Linked DNA regions of Mus musculus: all the other regions are linked to region 1. Evidence: chromatin loops called from intact Hi-C (ENCODE). Cell type or tissue: left cerebral cortex. All regions are shown on one strand. Region 1 has its middle 17 kb from the start of Tafa1. Region 2 overlaps Suclg2 (succinate-Coenzyme A ligase, GDP-forming, beta subunit). Region 3 holds the start of Gm38864 (a long non-coding RNA gene).

The links. Peaks named below come from ENCODE experiments on the same cell type or tissue, not always from the same donor. Only the 100,000 strongest peaks of a DNase experiment are listed, where the experiment ranks them.
Region 2: it touches region 1 in a loop (4-fold over the local background); 2 of 42 quality-filtered maps call a loop at or near these places.
Region 3: a loop joins it to region 1, with 3 times the contacts of the local background. A loop is called at or near these places in 2 of 42 quality-filtered maps.

What each region holds. Positions count from the first base shown.
Region 1 is chr6:96,093,673-96,098,672 of GRCm38, reverse strand. It overlaps 2900060L22Rik. Among named protein-coding and RNA genes, the nearest start is that of Tafa1, 17 kb to the left of the region's middle. In left cerebral cortex, no CTCF peak of the experiment used is centred here; DNase peaks (open chromatin) are centred at 254, 670, 2,202 and 4,761; H3K27ac peaks cover 348 bases.
Region 2 is chr6:95,633,487-95,638,486 of GRCm38, reverse strand. All of the region lies in intron 2 of Suclg2 (succinate-Coenzyme A ligase, GDP-forming, beta subunit), which reads left to right. Among named protein-coding and RNA genes, the nearest start is that of Suclg2, 83 kb to the left of the region's middle. In left cerebral cortex, no CTCF peak of the experiment used is centred here; a DNase peak (open chromatin) is centred at 2,878.
Region 3 is chr6:95,902,423-95,907,422 of GRCm38, reverse strand. Gm38864 (a long non-coding RNA gene) reads right to left here and starts at 2,302. Exons shown (of 3, transcript XR_869285.2): 1 at 2,034-2,302. In left cerebral cortex, a CTCF peak has its summit at 1,357 (motif pointing left); DNase peaks (open chromatin) are centred at 2,160, 2,551 and 2,960; H3K27ac peaks cover 687 bases.

The sequences.
Region 1 (5,000 bases):
CAATCAATATTTATAGAAAATATGAATAAATGAATGTGTGAATGAATGAACAAACTCTGTCACTTCTCACTTATTCATGTTTGAGATGTTTTATAAATTCTTAGCAAGATGTTAAGTGAGTGGTTGGCAGTGGGCTGAGCGGGAGGAGGCTGGGAAGAGATTCAGATGATGTGTCTGTGTGAGCATGGGTGTCTGTGTGGGATGCTGAGACTCAGCGTGCCTAAAAGGGCCTCTCTCACCACATCCCAGCACCAGAAGGAAGTGCTCTTCGCCTCCTTTCTCGTTTTCTCTTTCCTATCCTTTCATTTCTTTCTTCTCACACAACATATTGACAGTGGGCCTCCTTCCCCACTCTTGGTCTCCACCCTCACATACAGCGTTTTTTATACTGTAATGGAGAATGTGTGGCACTTGTAATGGTGCCAGTTCAGACAAGAGAACCTAGCCGTTACTAGTTTAGAGCAAAGGGAAAGAGTATTGTAAAAGGAAGTCGAGGAAACCTTGGGCTCTGTTCAAAAGGAAGAAATGCCCCTACTTATATTCCTTAAGCCAGAGGTTTGGCAGTGAATCCCAGTAAGGGATGATGTATTTATGCATCCATGCCCCGAGACCCTACCCCGAGATCCATCAAATTAGCATCTCTGGATGATAGACTCTGGCAATGGTATTTTTCACAGTTCCCTAGTTAGTTCCAATATGCAGCCAAGTTTGAAAACCACTGTGCTAAAACAAAAACTTATTTTGGTAGATTTTGTGTCACTATGGCAACACCAGAAATACCTGCAATTTCTTAATTAGTTGCCAACTAAAAAATACATTTGCTATGTTTAACAGATGTAAGGTTAGTCCAATGTAGGTATATTTACTGAGTGCTTACTATGTGCTTTGTATGGTAATAGCTATCATATGAAACTTTTACTTCATTGTCATGGTTACACACACACACACAAACACCCTAGCTCTTATTTAAATTCACAGAGTAGATGAAGAGTAAGTGTTCCAAGGAGTGTCTATCAGATTTCAATGTTGCTTGCTCTAAATATATCTCTTGTCTTGGTTTTCACTCATGTTAATCCAACTTCTCTGTTGAGCTGGCTGTAATTTTAGTAGTCTTTCCTATGATACACAGAAGATCCATTTCCTGGTCATCATTAGAGGTGGGAAGCAAAGTCATTTTGGGCCAGCCAAGGTATGTGAACATCTTTTGGAAAGTTGCCTTTCTCTCACCCAAGACATAATTTTCCCTTTGTATCCAAACATGAGAGGCATGTCACTACCATGTCACCAACAGTCCTTTCGAAGGAGGGCTTAAGGTGAGAACAATACTAGGAAATGACAATGAATACATGAGGTAGGAAAGTCCTTTGTTTAGGAAAACCAAGCCCAGTGCACACTCGGCCCCAGATTCTCTTTACTAGAGATTAAGGCGGTTAGACTTGGGATATTGATCCTCACCTTCTCTTGTGGTTGGACACCAAACTGCCTATTCTGGCTGGCCCATGAGCTTCCAGGGATTCTCAGGTCTCCGCCTTCCAACTCACTGCAGGAGTGCTAAAGATGACAGATGCGTGACATCACATCTGGCTTTATGTGGATTCCAAACATTTAAACTCTGGTACTTGCATCTGTACAACAATCTCTTTACGCACTGAAGCATCTTTTCAGCCCCTGAACGCTCATTTTAATAATAAATTAGGATCCAAACGTCTGAAGTGATTTATGCCAGGCAACACAGTTTACCTGTCCTGCATTACGTAAAGCTGGGCTTTGCTCTCAGGACTTTCTCCTGCCTCCCCATTGCTCCTCCCACCAAGCTCTAGAATCATCTTCATTGAGAATATTTGCCATACTTTTCCCATGTGCTAAGTAAGTTGTAATGACCATAGTCTTTGAAATGCCTTAGATTTCCTTGGAAGAAACTCTCTAGAAATATATTCTCAGTCCTCTTTCAAAAGACGTACCCCAAACCTATGGATACAATTTGATTTTCAGATGTAGGCATCATGAAATAATATGTAAAGCTGTTGAAAATACAGATCACACAGCTCACCCCCAACCAAGAAAAACATTAAAAATTCTACCCAGCTCAGCTGCTTCGGTACACTTTTACACTACACATGATGTTGCTGAATATATAAAATACTTGGAACTAAATTTAAAACTGCCCCCCCTCCCCTTGATTAACCAGATTGTCCCCTCCCCTATATATAGGAACGCTATGTGCCTGAGCCCACTTGCCATCTGTCATCATATTTTCCAAACTTCTCTTCCACCCCCTCCTCTTACACAATTTTATCACATAAAAATATTAGATTTCAGGGATTTGTATAATTTCATGAAATTTTCTGAGCCAAGTGACAATGGAGGAAGGGCTGGTATATGAAATTGCCCAACGTGTATCCACAGCAATCATGATACCCTCTAGCAGAACTTGCGTGGCCAAGAATAGCAAGTCAGTTTTCCCCCAGTGTAACATTTCCTATTAGTAAAATTTTCGAGTATTTCCCACATTACAAAGTAGAATTCAGATAATTTTCAGAGGTTTCTGACTCTTATAGCATTATAATGCTTTATTACCCTTGGAGATGTTTAGTGACTTTTCCTACATCATTGGGAGAATGTTCACAAGTCAACTAGAGATTGGTCACTTTGTGTGCCCTTTCATGGTTGGAGATACGAGTTTTACCCAGATAAATACATGCTGCCTCTAAGCCTAGATCCTTCTACTGGAGACCTAAGAGTCTACCTTGGAAGCTTCATTTCTGTTTCTCACAGGCAACCATGAGACGTTCCATCCAATACTTCTGTTCCTGAGCCCCAGGAAATCAATGAGAAGTGTTGATGGAGGTTAGCTCTTAAGTATAAAACTTAAGGTGAATGGTTCTCTTACAAAGTTCTCTCCTATCTCTCTGTAAGCTTTTTGAAGAGTTTTGTAATGAGTATCCTAACATGACTACTAAGCAGCCTACTCCCTCCCCTCTGTCTCTGGGTTAGTGCTCAAAGCCCATTGACCACAGTGCTCTAAAATAGTCATGATTGAAGGGAAAGTCACATGACTCATGCTTGTCCAATTAGGAATTTCCATGTACTGTCACCAGATAATGGTCCAAATGTGCAAACAAGACCAAAGAATTCCCTTAAGGAGAGTCCAATTGAATTTCTGAGGCTACTAGTAGCTTTGTTTGTTTTTTATGTAAATATCTATCTATGATTGCTGAAAATATTAGCAGACCCACAGGTAAAGGAAAAAACTAGAATAGGCACCACAATGGTTACCACACAGTTTGCTGCCCCCTGCAGTGCTCTTAGGAAACCTGTTTTCTTTTACACACATACACACAGAGCCAGGGAGAGAGAGAGGGAGGGAGAGAGAGGGAGAGAGAGAGAGAGAGAGAGAGAGAGAGAGAGAGAGAGAGAGAGAGAGAGAGAGAGAGAGAGAAGTGGAGGATATAGGAGGTTTTTTTATGTGTACATATATGGTTTGTGTACCATGTGTGTGTAATGCCCACAATAGCCAGAAGAAGGCATTGGCTCCTTGGAATAAGAGTTATGGGTGGTTGTGAATTGCCTAGTATAGGTACTGGGAATCAAAACTTAGTTCCATGGAATAGCAGCAAGTGTCCTTAACCACTGACCCATCTCTCCATCCCCAAGATTTGGGTTAAGAAAGGAGTTTACATACTTCTTGTTAGCTATAACAAATCCTATAGCCTGCCTAACCAAGAACTGGAGGAATATGCTTAGAAGGAAAAAAGTTGGAAATAATTAGACAATATCCTGAATAGTCACCCAAAGGATTATTATTGGGTCTCAGGATTCACAGGAGGAAGTACAGTGTGAAAGGATAGCAGGCACCCTGAGAGCCTGTCACTCCGAAGTCTAAGTTGAATCAAAGTGAGCATGACTCTAAATACCAAGCTCCTTTATGTCCTACCATGGTGATATCCTTCCTAATCAGCTTTGCATTGGATCAAATGGCATGCCATGGTTGAATGGAATTCTAGGTTCCATGAGAGAGGACCAAGTAAGAGATTTAATACCTTTAGATTTGGTGAGCTGGGAAGTGAGAATCCACTTTGCCTTCTTAATAAAATACATTTGCATAATATTACAGTGCTTAAGAGTAGTATGGGTGATAGTCTTTAGATAGATTTGAGTTCAGGATATGATAATATAAGACAAATAAAAGGAATAAGGGAAGGAAGGAAGGAAGGAAGGGAGGGAGGGAGGGAGGGAAGAAAGGAAGAGGGAGAAAGGAAGAATAAAAGAAAAGAACCAAGAAAGGGAGAAGGGGAGGGAGGAAAAAAGGAAGGAAGAGACAGAGACATGGGAGAGGGAGGGAGGAGGGAGGAAGAAAATGGGATGGAAAGAGATGGGGAAATAAGTAGTTGGATTCAGAGTTTATACAGAGACCTTCCCTATTCTTGAATACCCTAAGTATAATTCTTTCTTAAAAGGTTCAGGTTCAAATATTTATGAGACAGAGTTACTATTCCTTTTAGGGGCTTGTCAAGTGTAAAAGAGGAGGAAAAATCTGTTTGTGAAGGGAGTTTACAGTACACTTAAAGTTTATTTTAAAAATAAATAGGACTTGATAGATAGGACAATAAAGCACAAGCCCCATCAGTAACCTGCCTGCAGCAGTAACAGGGAGCCTCTGTAGGCTGCCAGGAGCCAGAAATAAGAATGAACACTTCTCAGCAGAAAGTTCCAGGAATACCCACAAACAAAGAGGATATCTGGGATACGGCATCTGTAAGCCAAGTGGCTCTCTGTCACATCACAGTTTGTGTGGAACACACCCACAGAGGTAGAGTCACATCTGAATCAGATGTTTCTGGCTTCCTTTGCACTGAGTCCCCATTTTTGTTCTAGGTAGAAATGATGATGCCATTTACAAGTTAGGGAGGGATCTTTTAGAAAAATAGAAAGCCAGGGGGAGATTCAACTTTGTAACACCTGGGTAATCATGTGGCCAAAACATGCCCTTGTGTGCCCAA
Region 2 (5,000 bases), 460 kb after region 1:
TCCCTCCTTGGCTTTTGCTTCAAGGTCCTTTTTTTTTTTTTTGGCATTTTCAGAATCAAACTTTAATGCTTATTTAGCTTGTAGAATTGCTTATAGATTAAAATATGACCAAAGCTTCTTGTAGCACTTTGGAACTGTGAGAACTTTATCAACATGTAAGCTCCTGTGATAAACAACTGTAATCTCCCTGTCACCACATGAACACACAACTCGCCCATTTTCCCAATTCTATGATGTTTTCAAGGTCCTTCTTAAGTTCCAGCTTGTGTTCCTGACCTGGCTTCCCTGAGTGAATGTAAGCCAGAGAGAACCTCTTCTCCCCCAGTTTGCTTTTGGTTGTGGTATTTGTCATGGCAACAGAATGAATCTGAACAAATATAGATTTGTCGATTTTATTCTGTTATAATTACAGTGGTCAGGTTAGTGCAAACAGTTTATTTCTTTATCAGTGTACACCTGTATATACACATTTGGTGCTGGATAATATAACTGGGTAGGTATGTTTTGGGGAGGGGGCTATGAATCGTAGTTAGAAAAGATAGAAAATAAATGTGTGAAAAGTTACAAAATAATGATGCAAGTTTATCAGAGCTATGAGGAAATAAAAGGGGTGGTGAGATAGTGAGGGGAGGATATCGCGGGACTAATGTGGAGGGATGCTGTGCTGTGACATGTGACTGTGGGCCACTCTTGTAAGAAAATGGGATGCTTGGGAAATGAGCATGGTGCCTTCAGCACACAGGGTGGCGTTCATGAAAGCTAGGGTTATGGTTGGTAGGGGAGTGGAAGGAATTCAGGTTGTAGAAATAGGTGTAACATCCCCTAGGTCATTAGGTCTGTAAAGGGGTGTGGTTTTGTTCTGTGGGATCTCATCGCTTGTAATGGAGGAATGTTAACATTCCTGCTAGAATCACTTCTTACTTTAAGCTATTGCTGGTCCATTCAAACCTTAATCATTTTACCAATGTTAAATGAGCTCTCTGAACTGTTCCTTAACATTCCCACTAGAATCACTTCTTACTAGCAGTCCATTCAAGCCTTAATCATTTTACCAGTGTTAAATGAGCTCCCTGAACTGTCTCTCAGGGAGAGAGACAGTTCCCCTTCTCTTACAGGACTGGAGTGTCACAAGTCCATTGTTACTTTAAAGGCTTGGTGCAAGTAGTTGCTCCTCACAAGTGGTGTGTAAAACCTGGCCATATATTTAAATATCAGGCATCATGTCTTCTGATGAAAACATAGGCCGAAGAGCTCTGAGTATAAATGCAGGCCTGCTCTTGCTGTTGGTTATTTCAGAGCTTAGGTGCCAAATGTCTTCATCTTCGCATGATTTATAGTAATGTAAGTAATGTGTTAGAGACTAACAAATCAAAATCTCATTTCAGACGTGTGACACTAATGCTGTGTTGACTTATTTTTTCACGTGTTAGATTTCTGATAAAATTACAGGAATGCTTTCTTGAAAGGAGTAACCGGAAGGACGTGTGAGGCCTCAGATATCAGCTGTTGATGTTTTCTCACTAAGAGGAGCCCAGCAGTAAGCTGGTAATGTGTTAGAAGTGTAGCAGAGCCCGAGGATGTGAGCACCCAGCAGTGTGCAGTTCTGGGTAGCAGAGGACTTAAAGTGCTGGGATGCTTAAAAGAAAACAGAGGCGACTTTAGTTTAAATTTATTGTTATGATTGTTTTTACTATTAAAGGCATTTACTCAATAATAACCAGATGTGTAACAGAAGCGGTGGCATGAGATTTTCATTTTTATGCATCATATAAGAAATCTTAGACAAAAGCTTATTGTGTTATGGAAAGTGAAATGGCCTTTTGTTGGTCTGAACAGCTGTGTGGAACAGAATGCTAACATCCTCTCCTGTCTCCTGGTGGCCATCTGTCTTTAAGGGGCTGACAGGTAACTTACTAATTTTAAGAGGCTTGTTTTAGTGAAATCTTGGTAAATGTGCAAGGAACATCCATTTTGGAAAATACTGCAGAGCTCTGACATTTTTCTGATCTTCTAAAGGCAGTTAGCCTCTTTAAGAATTTCATGTTTTAAGCTATTGGTGTAATCCCTGCCCTCCTGGAGGTAGAGGCAGGGAGATTCGAGGTTATTTTTCTTTACATAGTAACTTTGAGGCCAGTGTGGCTGCTGTAAGACTCTGTCTCAAAATGTAGATTGCTTGCCTAATATCCACAGGCCTGAGTTGGATTCCCAGTACCACCTAAAATCCCTATATTTGGGAGGTGAAGGTAGGAGGTAGGTGGATCAGGACTGGCTACATATCAAATGAGTTTGAGCCAGTCATTGACTATATGAGAGGTCTTAAAAGAAACACCCCCCCCCCCAAACAACAAGGAAACATACCCCTCCAACTCCCCCCACCCCCCTTTTTTCAAAAGGACAAAAGTGCATCCAATGCACGATGTTGCGATGTGGGCATTAGTGACACCTTTCAAAACCGTTTCTTTTGTTTTGGGCCAGATTTAGTAATATTAATTCTATTAGTAAAATGTAGTTTACTTAAATTTTCATCACCTCAGGTTGTTTCTGTTGTCTTCCTCTCCTTGGTTTTGTGTGTGTGTGTGTGTGTGTGTGTGTGTACTTGCTGACCTAGGGACTCACTAACTTGCCTAGGCTGCTTTCAGATAGACTCTGGAACCAATAGAAGTCTTGAACTTGTGAGCTTTCTACTTCAGCCTCCCTAGTAGTTGGGATTGCAGGCCTGTAAGCTAGTTTTCAATTGTCTTTTTAATATAAAAGTTAAGCACACCAAATAAGCATGGAACTCCTTTCAAACTCTGTCCTCCTCCAGTCCAGCTGTCACTGCACTTTCCAAGGGTCCTCCTGGCAGCCTCTCACACTCAGAAGAGATGTGAGCTCTTTTTCACATTCATTTGTCACTTTTAAGACTCCACTGAATTACCCAGATGGAATGCAGAATGAGAAGAAATGCCACGTTATTATGCTGACTGCAGACACAATGTGGGAATTCTTTATGATAGGCCCTTACTCATGTCTTACTGCTTTATTTATTCCAGTGTGCTAAGCACGGCAGCTTGGCCTTGTTTCTCTCCAGGTAGATGAGGTGGCTGGAAATAGTACTACCTGTTTTCATTTGGGAAGCTTAAATGTTTTTAAGATGAGTGATCATGCCGAGTGAATAGAGTTAGCGTCATCACTTCCTGCTCTGCTTCTCAGTCACCAGGCACTACCAGGAGGCTTAATCATATTTAGCTGAGTTCCCCAGTCTGTAAAGTAAGGTTCACTGGAGTAGAGGAGAAGGATGAGTGAGTGCTGTGTGTTTGACTAGATGGCATTTGCTGAGTGTGGCTTTTCAGAAGTTAAGACTTAATAAACTACATGCACTTTTAATTATCATCTCCAGTGTGACTGAGAGTGCCAGCGATGGGTGTTACCATCAGCAGCCACAGAAAACGGGAAGGCCCTCCTCCTCTAAGAGAGTACCCACCCCAGGATATGGGGGCCAGGGCGCTTTAGATCACGTCCTGTTCCCACCACCTCCCAAACTTACTTATGATTCTGAAATTAGTTAAGTCGGATTTTGCATTTGAGCCTAAGACTGTCTGAGCCTCTGTCCCCATCTACCAGACAAGGTGTCACTTTCAAACTAAAATAGCCAGAGTATGTTCTAGAATGTTGAACATTTGAGAAACTCAACCAATAGAGCACATAAAAACAGGAGATCCCAGAGACACCCTTACCTTCTCAAAGGACTCCTCAAGGAAGGAGGCTTCCCAGTGTCAGGAGCGCCACAGACCTTGGGAAGGGCACATTAGTTGGCTGCCTGGTGACTGAATTCGTGTTATTGGATTTTACTACAAAGATGGCTTATTTCTGGATGCTCAAAATCAATGTCTCATTAATCCCCCTCTCCTTCCTGTTCTCTCCTCTGACCCCTCTCTCATCCCTCTCACTTTCTCCCCTCCCCCCCTTAGCCCCTTTCCTTCTTACATTTCCTCCTTTCCCCTCCACTCTCCCTCTTTTCTTTGTGTGTGCATGCACATGTGCCTTTGAGTGTGTCGGTCAGAAGACAGTCTTTGGTGTCTGTCTTTACCTCCTATCATTTTGACAAAGGATCTCATTTGCAGCTTCCTCCACCAGCCTAGATTCTCCTCACTTCACCTTCCTCATCCCTATAAAGCATTTCATTTGCAGAAAGAGAATTCTGTTTCAGCAGGAAGAGAATTCTGTTTCACACAGTCTAGGTCATTTTAGGGCTTGGTGAGTATCCATTGCCTTTCTGTTGTTTCCTGGTGTTGGTCAGTGGTGTTCTAGCTTCTGTCCTGTGGATGTGGGCTGGGAAGTTTCGCTCACTAGCTTAAACCTCAGTGGATATCCTTGAAAGTTACATGTAGAGTTTCTTGTCTTCTTTACAGAAAGAAAACAAACAAAACACCAAACTGACTTTAAAAAAGTAGAAGTCATAGGTTTCTTTTGGAGAGGCTTTGCAATTTATTTAACTGCTTGTGTGGTTATAATAATACAGGATGATTATTTATTTATTGCTAATTTGGGTAGGGGTTGGTTGAAGTTGGCATTCTTGAAATATTGAGGGAAACCTATGATGAAAATAATTGCAACAGGGAAGTCCTTATGGGTGGGAGTGACCCCAGGGAGAAGGCAGCTCATCGTGGAGGCTGCATGTGCACTCAGCTCTTAGATCTCCGCAGCTTATGTCAGCCGCTTGCAGCTCGAGCCAGATGATGGAGTGTTCTCGTTCTAAAAAATACCCCCTGCCTGATATCTAAGCCTTAGAGATCATTTTTTACCATGTGATCAATTTTCATTAATATTCCTCTTCTCCATAACAGCAAAAGGACCAGAGAAGTGTTGTCTGTCCTGATCATGTTCCTTCCAAGGCAAGGCCAGGTCAGATGAGAATTAGTTCAGAAAAGAGCCAGATCTAAAGCAGTGCTAGCCTAACCCAACGGGTTAGCACTGGAAAGCTCTAGACAGGCATGGGCGTTAAGTCGTCAGGTGTCAGT
Region 3 (5,000 bases), 190 kb after region 1:
AGGGAGAATGCAAAATAAAGATCGCTGAGTCCTGAAGTTCAGAGGAAACAGGAGCCTGGGTGGCAAACAGCTTCGAGCACATCTGACTGGCAGGGCATCTTCTGAGCACATCTGGACTTGTAGGGTGTTTTCAGAGTGCAGACAATACTAGCTGTCACTTTTCTCACCTCATCAGGAGTGAAGACAGGAGAAAATTGTTTCAAAGTGACAAGTTTAATAAGAGATTCTACACATATACCCAGGGATAAAAAATAAACCAATTACATATCAAGCAAACAAAATAGAAATGAAACTTCAGCTCTTAGAAGTAAAACACTAAATTACATGTCTATTGTTGCAAGGAAAAAAAGCATCTATGAATTAGAAAAACAACCAAAATTTCAACACAACTAGTCATCTAATAAACAAATGAAATGTACAATGGTTTGATCAAAGCACTTTCTATGCATGTATGGAATACCAAGCAATTAGAATAATTTTTAAAAAACATATTTGTGATACTCTATGAAATGTCATTAAATGATTAAATTAGAGTCATATAAATGTGCCCATGGTTCATAGATTAGAAGATCAAATATTGTCGGGATATCACCTCCTCAGACATGTAGACCATATATTTCTAATTTCATTATTAGAGAGAAAAACTCAGGTGAGCCAACCAGATGCCTCGGTGGGTAACGAGGCTTCCTCCGTGGTGGTGCCACCTGACTACCTAAGTTTGACCCCTCCCCCATATGAAGACAGAAGGAGAGTGCAGACTCCACAAAATGGTTCTCTGATCTCCATACATGCACTGTGGCATGTGAACCAACATGCATACATCATATAGACATATGATAGTAACAATAATAAATTAAAATTTTTAAAGGAATTTTAAGGAAGAAGAATGAGAAGGCCCTATCTATCTAAACATTCACTCCTCTCAGGTCCTTCTTTGACACTTGTCAAGAAGATCATGAAATATAAATTGCGAGAGAAAGATGAGATATCCCAAATAGCCTGAAACAGGAAGCACAGTGGAAACCCTTGCCTTGCCAGGAGTATTGGCCAGTTTCCTTTCCTCAGCGCCGTGGCCTAAAATCTCATGAAAAGCCAAGTGGGCAGTGAGGATTTACTGTGGTCATCACCTCAAAGGATACAGCCCATCATGACGGGGAAGGCTTGGTGATGGCAATGGCTCATGGTGGTGGCGGCTGAGGTTTGAGTGGCTAGTTACAACACAGGCACACACAGAAAATGGAGAAACTGAAGCAAGTGAGTTATAATTCTCAGAGCTCCACCTTCCTCAGAACCCTACTTCTTCCAGCTAGGCCTCCAGCTTCCAACACTTCAACAACCTCGCAGAACAGTGCCACCATCTGGTAAACATGTGTCTAAACACGGGAGCCTATGGGGGAGATTTTACTATCCAACCTGGACACCTGCTACCAGTATAGAGAATAGACTGGCAAGCCAAAACTACCAGTAAAATACCACTCTCAAAGCCTGGACACTCTAGCCACAGAAGTAGAAAAGAGATGACTGGAAGAGCCAGAAAGCTTACAGACAGCATCCTTACTTAACCTCTATCAAAACACCATGAGTAAAACTAGTAGCCCCAACCCAGGCATAGTCAAAAGTCAAAAGGAGAACCCAGGCAATCATCCCTTTGATGGCCAAAAGGGAGTCCCCGTGCCTCTAAGAAAGAATTCACAGAATGCCAATCAGGGAGTCTGGCTGTCGCTGCACTCATCAGTAATGAGGTATCTTCCCATCTTCTAGCTGAAGTGGTGTCGGAGGAGGCCTAACAATGACTTAGGATGTTCATTGTCATTCCGCGTAAGTGAGGCCACAGTATAACTGGACAGCATACAGGGCTCTCTCTCTCTCTCTCTCTCTCTCTCTCTCTCTCTCTCTCTCTCTCTCTCTCTTTCTCTCTCTCTCTGAAAGGACAAATCTTACTTTTGAGATCTAGAGACATAATTTAAGTAGTCAGTGTGTGCTAGCATGCATAAATCCCTGCACTTAGTAATAAGCATTTAAAGAAGACAAACCTGACGTTTCCTTGTCGGGGAAACGAATACCATTTGTCTAAGCATCACCAGCACATTGAAAAACCGTTCTGATCCAGAAAAGCAAGGCACTCGCTACTCACGGAATGCACTCAGTAGCTCTGGGTGTGATTCAGCCATACTTCTACCCATCAGCAGAAATAGCCGCACATTTCCTGCAGACTCGTTTGCACTTTCTCTCAGAAAATAGCTTAGGCTTTTGTATATGCATATTCATAAAATTAAAATAACTTAATCTGCTGGTACTGTGGGTCTGGAAGCAGAGAGGTTGGGGAAAAGAAGAATACCCCCAAAGGATCCAAGAAGAAAAAAAAAAAAAAAAAACAGGATTCTCCTGGAAGCCTAAAAGTAAAGACACTGTTGGGTCCAGGTCCTTGGGAGAAGCAGGGCTATACAGATGTTCAGTGTGCAGATGCGCTTGGGAAAGAAAACAGCTTTTCTCCTCAGCATCCTCAAGCCTGCACTTGAAAATGCCGATTGTCTGAGCCAGATGATGGAAAGGCTCAGGCCTGCTGGTACCAAGCTGAAGGTGTATTTAGATGCAAGCTGGCTATAACTCTAGCAGGGAAGTAGAGACAACAACCGCGTGGGTAGGACCGCCTGATCTCTGCTGGCAGAGCGACCCTTCAGAATGCTCACACCTGGAAAGGCAGCAATAGCATACAGGAAATGAGCGGGATCATTGGTCCCTACTTTGTCCCACCTGCGCCACTCAACACTGTTTTCCTGTCTCTTAGATGTGTTTGTTCTTGATAGATGGAGGAGATGTGGCTAGTTTATTCCCTAGCTCCTTCCCTGCCAAGCTCTGAGACGGCAGCGGCAGCGCTGTATTCTTCCAAGGCCACAGCTGCTCTTGGGCACCAATGGCTGCTCCCTGCTGCTGCTAGCCACGGGGTACGTCAGCCCATTTGCTGGTTTCTCTTGTCGCTGCCATGCCTATGTAATGCTTCCCAAATATAACTCAGCTCGGCTCACTAATCCCGTTTGAGTTTTGGTCTACTTCCTGCCAGGCCCCCAACAGAGATGGTGCATTTGCCGGGGCTGGTAAATGAGTTTCAGAAAGGCAATTGAAGGAGGGGGAGGGTAGAGCAGTAGTTAGGGAGGAACCTGGAAGACATCATGCTGCTTGCGATCCTTGGCTGTCCTCTAGGAAAGCAGCTTGGAGGTTGCAGCCATCTGGCAGAGGTTGTGGTGCTGTGGAAATGAAGACAGTGACATTGGGTGTCATTGCAAGCTTAGAGGAGGGAGACAGGAGGAAGTGTAAAAGAACATAGGCTTTGAAGGTCTAGGAGACCTGGGCAGTTCCTGTGTGCTCCAGAATGGCTCAAGTCGCTCAGCTTTGGTTGGCTTGTTTGTTTTCAGCTTCTCAGAAAGAAAATAATAGCCTCACATAGGGAGATTTTGTATCCAAATCAAAATAACAATGTATGTATATACAGCAGGGTCCTGCACAGCACTGGGGCTAGATCACTGTGTGTTCGATTCTCCCAACTCTGCTTTCACTCACCGGAGTACACTAACGGCCTAGAACAGGAGAGAGTTCTCAAGTAGAGAGATACTCAATGGCACAGGCTGCTTTACTAATAAAAGGAGACAGCACTCTGTGAATGGTGAGGCCACACAAGCAGACTTGACTCAAGGATTGAACTACTCAAGAGTTAGCCAACCCCATGCAAGGTTCTTAACTTCTCTGAGCCCCAGCGTCCTTTAGTAAAGTGACACACAGAGCCAGATGGGATCTTCCTAAGATGTTAGTCACTATCTGGAACTGAAGAAGAAACTGAGGCACAATGAGATGAGGCCATCAACCTCCAAAAGAAAAAACAAGAAAACAAACAAAACCAAAACAAACAAACAAAAACAGCCACAGAAACAATAGCATCAACTTGCCTATTGCAGAAATGATGTACTGGGCAAGACATAAAACACACGTAACTGCAGCTGAGTTCTGCTGGAGTTGGGCTGTGGTGTTTTAAAGTTCCATGTTATTTGACAATCTTTAAACTCAGAAAAATCATTTGGAAATTCAGATAGCAGTTTCTCTTTCAGATCAGGCTAGAGTTCCCATCTACCATATACCTTTCTACCGTGTTGAAGGGGCCACCCACACAGACCCCAAGTTATAACTGGCCAAGTCTTCATCAGGCATGCTCAACTCATAGACACTGTTTGGCAGACGCTTGGGATACATGAGTATTTGACAGCTAATAAAAATTTAGAAGTGCATGTCCACTCATTTGCAGTAAGATTGAACAGTATGAGCCAAGAATATGTTTGTATATCACATCTGTAATTGATGCCCATGTCAGCTCAATAACACCATTTTTGCCAGCATTAATTTGCTTGTGACATCTGTGGCACTGTCAGCCCCTGCAGCCAGAGAAGTAGTCACATTCTTTTGAGAACTAGTATATAAGGTGGGGAAAACCAAAGCAAGCCTCTATCGTTATTCTGTGCCTTGGTAACCCACTGATGGCAAGGAAGCTTTCCCATTGCACAGCAATTTCATTAAGCCAATGAAAACTGAACCTAACAAAATCCACCATTGTAACAAAGCCTGAGACCTTCAGAGATCTGAAATAGCACCTGCTGTGTCATGTAATAAAAATGCAAAGAGCAAAGTCCAGACCTGGCAAGGGTCAGGAATGCAACAAAAAACATGGAAGGAAGTTGTTTCTAGGACTTCAAGTACTTCAATAATAAAATTTATTTTTAGAGCAGGTTCAAATAACAATAAAACCAAACCATCTAGCTCTTATCTTGATATACACCCATGGTCTGGTTCTACTCATACCTGCTTCGGAGCAGTACATTCAATACACCTAACACACCTATGCTCATACGTCATTATAACTCCAACGCTACAGTTTAAATTAGGCACCACTGTGAGCTACACATTCTGTGGGTTTGCAAATGTGTATGAAGACGGCTATCCATCACTAAAGTAGC